Regions from separate parts of the Mus musculus genome. Here region 1 is linked to region 2. Evidence: chromatin contacts called from ENCODE Hi-C or POLR2A ChIA-PET data. All regions are on one chromosome and are shown on one strand. Each heading gives the region's core, a stretch centred on a gene start or an enhancer-like site at or near the end of the contact. The rest is flanking DNA. Distances are from core to core; before and after follow the strand shown.

Region 1 (3,411 bases), core at 605-3,104, 440 kb after region 2:
GCTGTTTTGCATTTGAAACACAGCCCAAGTGTTCTGAGCAAGTGAAGTGTACAAATTGTATAAGCTTTTATATAAGCAATAGCATAACGGAATTTCAGTGGGCTGGAGAAACTTTTAATTGGATCCCTTTAATATCCTCCAACTCTGAAGCAGCTTAATTTCAAAAGGTGACATCCTATAATCCTTTTCAATTAAATATGACTATGTTTATTATCAGAAAATAGTCTTTGCCCAAACATAGCCCTATTCATCTCTCCCAGCTTTGTCTTTAAAAAAATTAATCAACTTTTGACCCCTGTTTCACTAATGTATGCTTTCTTAGCGGAAAAAAAAAAAAATGAACCCGTTCCTATAACATACAGAAATTATAAGGCAAACATTGTTAAATCACAACCAGGCTTACTTTTTAGGCCACACCCCTAATGTATATCCAGGATATAGCATACTCTTTAACCTTTTTAAATATTTAATGGAAACTCCGTCCATTTTTCCTAAAGCATTTTCTCAAGATCTCCAGGTCAGCAAAGATTACAGTTCTTCTGATTCAAAAGTACTTTAAGGAGCCAAGTGAAAGTTAGGGAGAAAATTAGGAATGCCGCTTGCTTTGGGCAGTTGCTCTGCTGCCTGTAACTAGGACTCTAGAAAATACACCCTCAATAAGGTCCAATTCCCCAACATCCTACTTATGGGGTTCTGGCTTCTATCTTTAGGCTAACTGGAGGGCCAGAAGCGAAATACGAGACTCTACGTGAAACCAAACCGCGCGGCGGTCAGCACCGACCGGCAGCCACACAGCTCAAGACGTCCCTCTAACTCCTCCGGAGTGGCGATTTCAAACCCGGCCTGGAGAGGGAGGGATCAGGAATGTAATGTGACAGGCTCAAGTGACAGTGTCCTCTCTCCTGCCCAGCCCTCCCGGGGCAGCGCGGCTCTGGGCCCCGGCCAGGTACCTGCACGCCTAACTCCCGGGGTATGGACAGCCTACCCGCCCGGGGAGCCGCAGACACTTGCGACCCAGCCGCGAGACCAAGTGGTCTCCCTCGAAATGGGGAGGAGGGCGAGAGGGAGGGTAGACTCCCCAGATGTTTTGGCGGGTTTCCGGACACGTGCGTCTCGCGTCCTCCCCACGTCCCCGAAGCCAGGGAAGAGCCCACCGCGTCAGCCCTCGGAGACTCCCGAGATGCCGCTCACCTCCATCCCCGTAGGTCTCCACGCCGTACCCGTCCTGCAGCCCGTTACTCCAGGTCCCCTCGTAGCGGGCGGGGGTGCACAAGCTCTGCCGGACCCCGTAGCGCCCCTTGAAACCATGTGACCACTCCCCCCGGTACATCCACTTGCCCTTCGTCTCCACCCCCAGCCCGTGCCGCTTGCCCTGCGCCCAGTAGCCCTGGTAGGTGTTGCCGCTGGGCCAGGTGTAGACTCCAACCACCTCGAAGCCGTGCGACCAGGAGCCAGAGTACTCGCCCTGGCCCTTGGGCCCCGTGCAGATGCCATGCCCGTGCGCCTTGCCCTCCTCCCAGCCGCCGCAGTAGGTGCCGCCATCGTCGAAGTCGAACCTTCCGCCCGTCATTCGGGGGGCAGCCCCGGCGCGCTCCTCGTGGGGGCACAAACGTGGGCAGAGCTGGGCACCGCAGGGTGTAGCTCCGGGGTAGGGGCCCGTCGGGCGAGCTCACGACTGCGCCCCGGGCAGCTCGCACCGCCGATCGGCTCCAGTCCGACGCCGCCCCCGTCTTCCCCTCCTCTTTCGCCGTCGCCACCGCCGCCTCTCTCCCTCCTCCTTCGCCGCCGCCCCGGCCAGCGCCGCGCGCGAGAGGACAGCCCAGTCTCCAGAGCGGACTTTCAGCTGCTCCCACCCGCCCACGTGAGCCGGGCACCGCCCCGCGCCCGCCCCTAGTCCCCTCCCTGGGCGCGGAGGCCCGGCCCCATGACACGCCCGCCCGCACGCCCGCCCGCCGGGCCCTGCCCCCAGCCCGCGGAGCCGAGCTTCTCCTCCGGCTGCTTGGCGCGCGAGCTCTGGGCACGTGTGTGTCTGCGGAGTGGGCTGTGACTGGGAGGGCCAGTGTACTCTGAGACGTGAGACGGTCAAGCCTGCGGATAAAGGTGCGGCTGCCTGTGCTGGGGACCTGCTCTTTGCTGCTGGAACCTCCAGCTTTTCAATTGTGTTTAGTCTTCTACAAGTGAGGCCACCTGTGTGATAGAGTGACAACTCTTGTGTAGGTGGGTGGTGGTGGTGGTGGTGGTGGTGGTGGTGGTGGTGGTGGTGGTGGTGGTGGTGGTGGTGGTGTGTGTCTGCATAGGGTTTGTAGTTGCATTTTTTCCCCCAGCATTCCAACTTGAGCTCTGTTGGATTTGTCATGCGCAGCTGTCATCATGAATTAATATGCTCCAAATATATGTCTGCATGTGATAAATCTGTGGCAGCCTAGATATAATTGTGCAGAATGTTCTTTTACACCTACCCATTTCAGGGCACATGTGTTTGCATTTCTTTTCATGAAGATTCCAAGAGAGGCAATGCAGTTTGAAAGAGCATGGGCATGAGTTGTTTGGGTTTTATTTGTAGAAGTGATGGGCTTTGTAGCTGGCATTGCAGGAACACAGGGCATTGTCTTTTACATTCCAGCCTGTTCCCTCATCTGTTCTCAGCTTTAGAAATGCTACATCCTGGAGCTGTGCACCCAAACAGGCTTAGTCTGTATGTATTGCTTGAGTGCCTGGAATGCACACCTGGGACCTCTCCACTGTCGCCCACTGTTTAGAAAAGAAAACACAGTTTTCAAGGAGAAATATGGTAAGTAAAGCACTCTGCTAATGTAACAAAGAAGCCATGAACTTCTAAACACAGGACAGGTGTCAGCTGATGCACTCTCCTGCAGCAGCACTCACTGCCTTGTTGAACTCACTTCAGATACCTCCTCTAAACTTTATCTCCATTTTCTCAATGGAAATACCCTCCCCTTTCTGTGTTGGGGAAAGACTTGGTGTATTTCGATGGTAGTACCCGTAAAGTCAAGAATTGCTAACAGGATAGTTGAATCACATACTACAGCCTCTTTTAGGAGTGGCATTGATCTCTCCTTGCCTTCACAGTGCCAGTGGAGGAAGTCTTTTCCCCAGGTCACAAGCCAGGGTCTCAGAAGGACTCTCAGATTGTGCATTCCTGCTGTTCCCCAGGCTGAGAGGACAAAACAGGTGAGCACTTGGGCCTCTCACTAGGTGGCTGATAATCAGATAAAAACCCTAAAGGACAACTGTCAAAAGGAGAGCAAGAGAAAAGGATTCTTTCCTGAGCATAATTCCTTCTCTCAGAACTGGAGCTGTCCTTTCCTGCTTATCTGTGTAAATGACAGAAAGGAAAAACGAAGACAAAACAAAACCAACAGAAAACCCCCAAAACCCCAACTCTGTTTA
Region 2 (3,378 bases), core at 836-3,335:
TGGAATTTCCTGACTAGGTCAAGTTCACTCACACTTTAAGGCCCTTGCGTTTGCAGTGACTGCTGTGGGAAGCTCTTCCTTTAAACCTCCCTATGATGTTTCTAGCTCAAACATCAAATCCCAAGGGTCTTTCCCTGTCCAAGGTCTTATTGATGTATCCCCTCCCCCCACTTTCTTTTTTATTGAGGGAGAGTCAACAGGGCTTTACTGGACCTCTTGGTTGACCTGGAACTCTTGTCAATCCTTTGCTTGTTTGAGCTTCCTGAATATTCTGAATAAAGGTTTACAGGTTTCTGACATCATGCCTATTTCTACACCAAAAACTGTGTGTGTAAATTTTCAAGTATTGGATGTCTTTGTCTTACTGTACTTAGTAAACTATCAAAGCATTTGGAGTCTATTAACATATCAAAGCATACATGCAAAGACTTTCCTATTACATTCCAATCTGACATACACCCCTGCACAAAACCCCAATCTTTCCCTGAAGCAATAAGACGAAGATCTGCGCAATTTCTTAAGAACTTAGTATACAGAGAAGTAAACTATCACCTTGCTTCTATACCATTGCCTATGTACACTGCAGCATTCCTATCTTATCTAGCAATGAAGCAGATTTTCTCCATTTGAAATAGATACCATCTGGGTGTGGTGATCTACTCCTTCAATCCCAGTGCTTGGAAGCCAGAGGCATACGGGCCATGCAAGTATACATGGTCGAGTTTCAGGCTAGCAAGGGCTACAAGTCTCAAAAAAGAAATGGATTTTTTTAAAAAATAGCATTATGAGGTAATAAACCAACATTTCTTGTGTGTGTGTGTGTGATGCTGGAGAACCAGCCCAGGGTCTCTGGACATTAGGCAAACATGCTACATCAAATTACCGACCCAGTCTGGTAATTAGAGAAATATCATATGAAGGATGAGAAGCCATTTATAAATTAAATAGGGGGATGAAGATATGGAGTAGTGGCACACAAGAGTGCGGACTCAGTGTAGTTGAGGTCCAAGGTTAATCCAAGCAAGTTGAAAAGATAAGAGCCAGCATGGCGGCTACACCTTTAAAACTAACAACTGGGAGATAGGCCTGGTGGGCCACACATTTAGACCAGACGAGTTACTGAGTACAACTTCCATGTCATCCAAGAGTACTCAAAAAATTGATAAATAGAAATATAGAAACCCCAAATTACTATAAATTAACAAACATCCATGATATAAAACCACAACAGTTTACTCATCACTGAAGATTAAATCCACTTGTGAACTTCGACGGCTTAATAACACATAATATAAACGAGATCAAGTATTTACCATCTTAGACCACTTAACAGAAAATAAAATTCAATTTGGGACTAAGAAGCAGATCTGGTAGTATGGACCAAGTTGTAAAACTATTTCAATTGCTTTCTACACTAGAAAGTGCAGAGTAGGCATGCTTGCACTAAATGACAAAACTTTCATGCTCACAAAACTGAAGAGTTCCTTAAGGGAAACTAAATAAATGGGCACTGTACCTGGCACTAGATAACTCCTTTCAGGCAAAAATGAGAGGTAGATAGATGCACAAATGAGCCAATGTACCCAGCCAGGCAGAAATTACCCAAGTTGTCCAGAAGGTAAACTTTCTTTCAGGGTCCTATAGCTTAAAGCGGCGAGGGCTCTCTCCTGGGTCTAGCGACTGATTTTAACAGTAAAACAAATACAAGCGCACATGAGGTAGGCAAAACGGAAAAGCGATCCGGCTGCCATGCTCTTAACTCCACCCTCCCCGCGCTCAGCCTGGAGGAGGCCCAGCCAGCCCGCACCTCCTGTCCTCTCCCCTTTCCAGACCCACCGAGCTGAGCTAGTTAAGGTCCCGCCAAACTCCTCTCCCCTCCCCCAAGCCAGGAGCTGGGGAGGCCGGAGAGACTCAGAGCTTCCGTTCCTTCCCCGCCCAGACGGGAAGGGGTGAGCAGAGGGATAACTAAAGCATCCAGTCCCAGCCGCACTAACTCTCCTAGCGAAATCAGATCCCGATTCCCACCATAGCCCGACACTCACTAGCCAGTCCCGCAGCTACCGCAGCCGTAACCCCACGTACCGCCACAGCCCCTATTCAGGGCCGCCCCCCTCCCACCCCCAGCGGCCTACCCCTGTGGGTTCCGGGGCACAGAAAGGAATTACTTCCGTCGCGTCACAGCCGCTTTCTGTAACGCGCGGGAGACTGGTACCTGGCAAGGCCGAGACGCGATCTGCCGGTAACTTGCGTCTGGAGGAAGTGCGTTGTGGGCAGTAAAACAGGCCCATTTAAGAGACATCGCTACCAAATCCCAACCAATGAGATGCTAGGACTTCTTGGTTCCCAGAATGCAGCGCCATCCGGATCCAATTTCTGCCGAGAAAAGCTGAGCCGGCGAGGCAGCAGTGCATTCTGGGATATGTAGTTTCTTACAAGGTTTCGGCTAGTGTTTGGTCCGAAGTGACACTGCATCTTGGGACTTGTGGTTTTCTGTGTAGCGCTGAAATTTTTGATGTCTTTAAAGCTTGTCTCAACCTCTTTGTTTAAAGTAATACACATCAACGGGCATCTTAACAAGCTCCCAATGTGTTTGCCTCATTTCCTCTCTTCCCGATATAGGTCAGTGTTTACTGAAATATGCCACGCCCACCCGTCCAGTTCTCGCTGCCTATCACCATTACTTAAATCAGGGCCCATTATTTCTGCTCCTCACCTCCCCAGTTCCACGCCCCCCTCAACCAAACCTTTTCATTGGCTTTTCCGTGGTTACCTAGGCACCTTTCCTAGAAAGCTGAAAAGCAGCTCAGTTAAGTTTCCTCTCTGCTGTTTTCATGGAGTGGGCTTGAAAACCTAGATTCAAGATACTCAGTTAATCAGTCGCAGCTGTGTAATAGTATCCCACAAAAGGAAGTATAGTATGTATGTGCTATTTGGAATTTCTGAAACTTCTCAAAGGGTTTTGTTTTTGAATTTTTGAGACAGGGTATTTCAGTGTTACCCTGGAACTACGAGTCCCAGACTAGCTATGTATTTGGGGACAATTCTATCTCCTTCCTTAGCCATCAGGCACAGTAATTTCCCTATGTAATCCTTGGCTGCCCTCCAACTCCAATTTATAATTCTGTTTCAGCCTCAAAGTGTTGAAACGACAGGTGTTGCCTACCATGGGTTGCTCTGAAAGTGTTTGTCTGTTTGTTTGTGTTTGTGTTTTTGCTTTATTTGATTTGGCAGCTATGTATGCTTTTATGGAATTGAAAGCAAAAATATAGCTGCGGCCTTGAATTAATTTTCAAAGGCTTTGGAGAAATAATGAAAGTGTTTTGGTTGTATCCATAATTCAAAGTAGTTTCATAGTAAAAGAGGCATTTGGTAGCAGAA

What was found. A loop is a pair of places that touch in the nucleus more often than their neighbours do. ChIA-PET counts read pairs that join two places held with the same protein, here RNA polymerase II (POLR2A).
Region 1: a loop to region 2 is called in a map of heart, with 2.3 times the contacts of the local background. The contact joins the promoter of Jph1 here to the promoter of Eloc in region 2. A Hi-C loop is called at or near these places in 1 of 37 maps with a recorded cell type or tissue (heart). POLR2A ChIA-PET finds 5 or more read pairs at or near these places in 3 of 5 experiments (all embryonic stem cell).

Annotation. Positions count from the first base shown.
Region 1 is chr1:17,096,035-17,099,445 of GRCm38, forward strand. It overlaps Jph1 (junctophilin 1), which reads right to left and starts at 1,855. Exons shown (of 5, transcript NM_020604.2): 1 at 1,192-1,855. The coding sequence starts at 1,570. It overlaps Gm46085 (a long non-coding RNA gene), which reads left to right and starts at 1,799. Exons shown (of 3, transcript XR_001778833.2): 1 at 1,799-2,217; 2 at 2,647-2,791; 3 at 3,091-3,411. It overlaps Gm31982 (a long non-coding RNA gene), which reads right to left. Exons shown (of 4, transcript XR_865203.2): 4 at 2,539-2,751.
Region 2 is chr1:16,654,780-16,658,157 of GRCm38, forward strand. Eloc (elongin C) reads right to left here and starts at 2,086. Exons shown (of 4, transcript NM_026456.4): 1 at 2,043-2,086. D030040B21Rik (RIKEN cDNA D030040B21 gene) reads left to right here and starts at 2,773. Exons shown (of 4, transcript NR_037998.1): 1 at 2,773-3,378.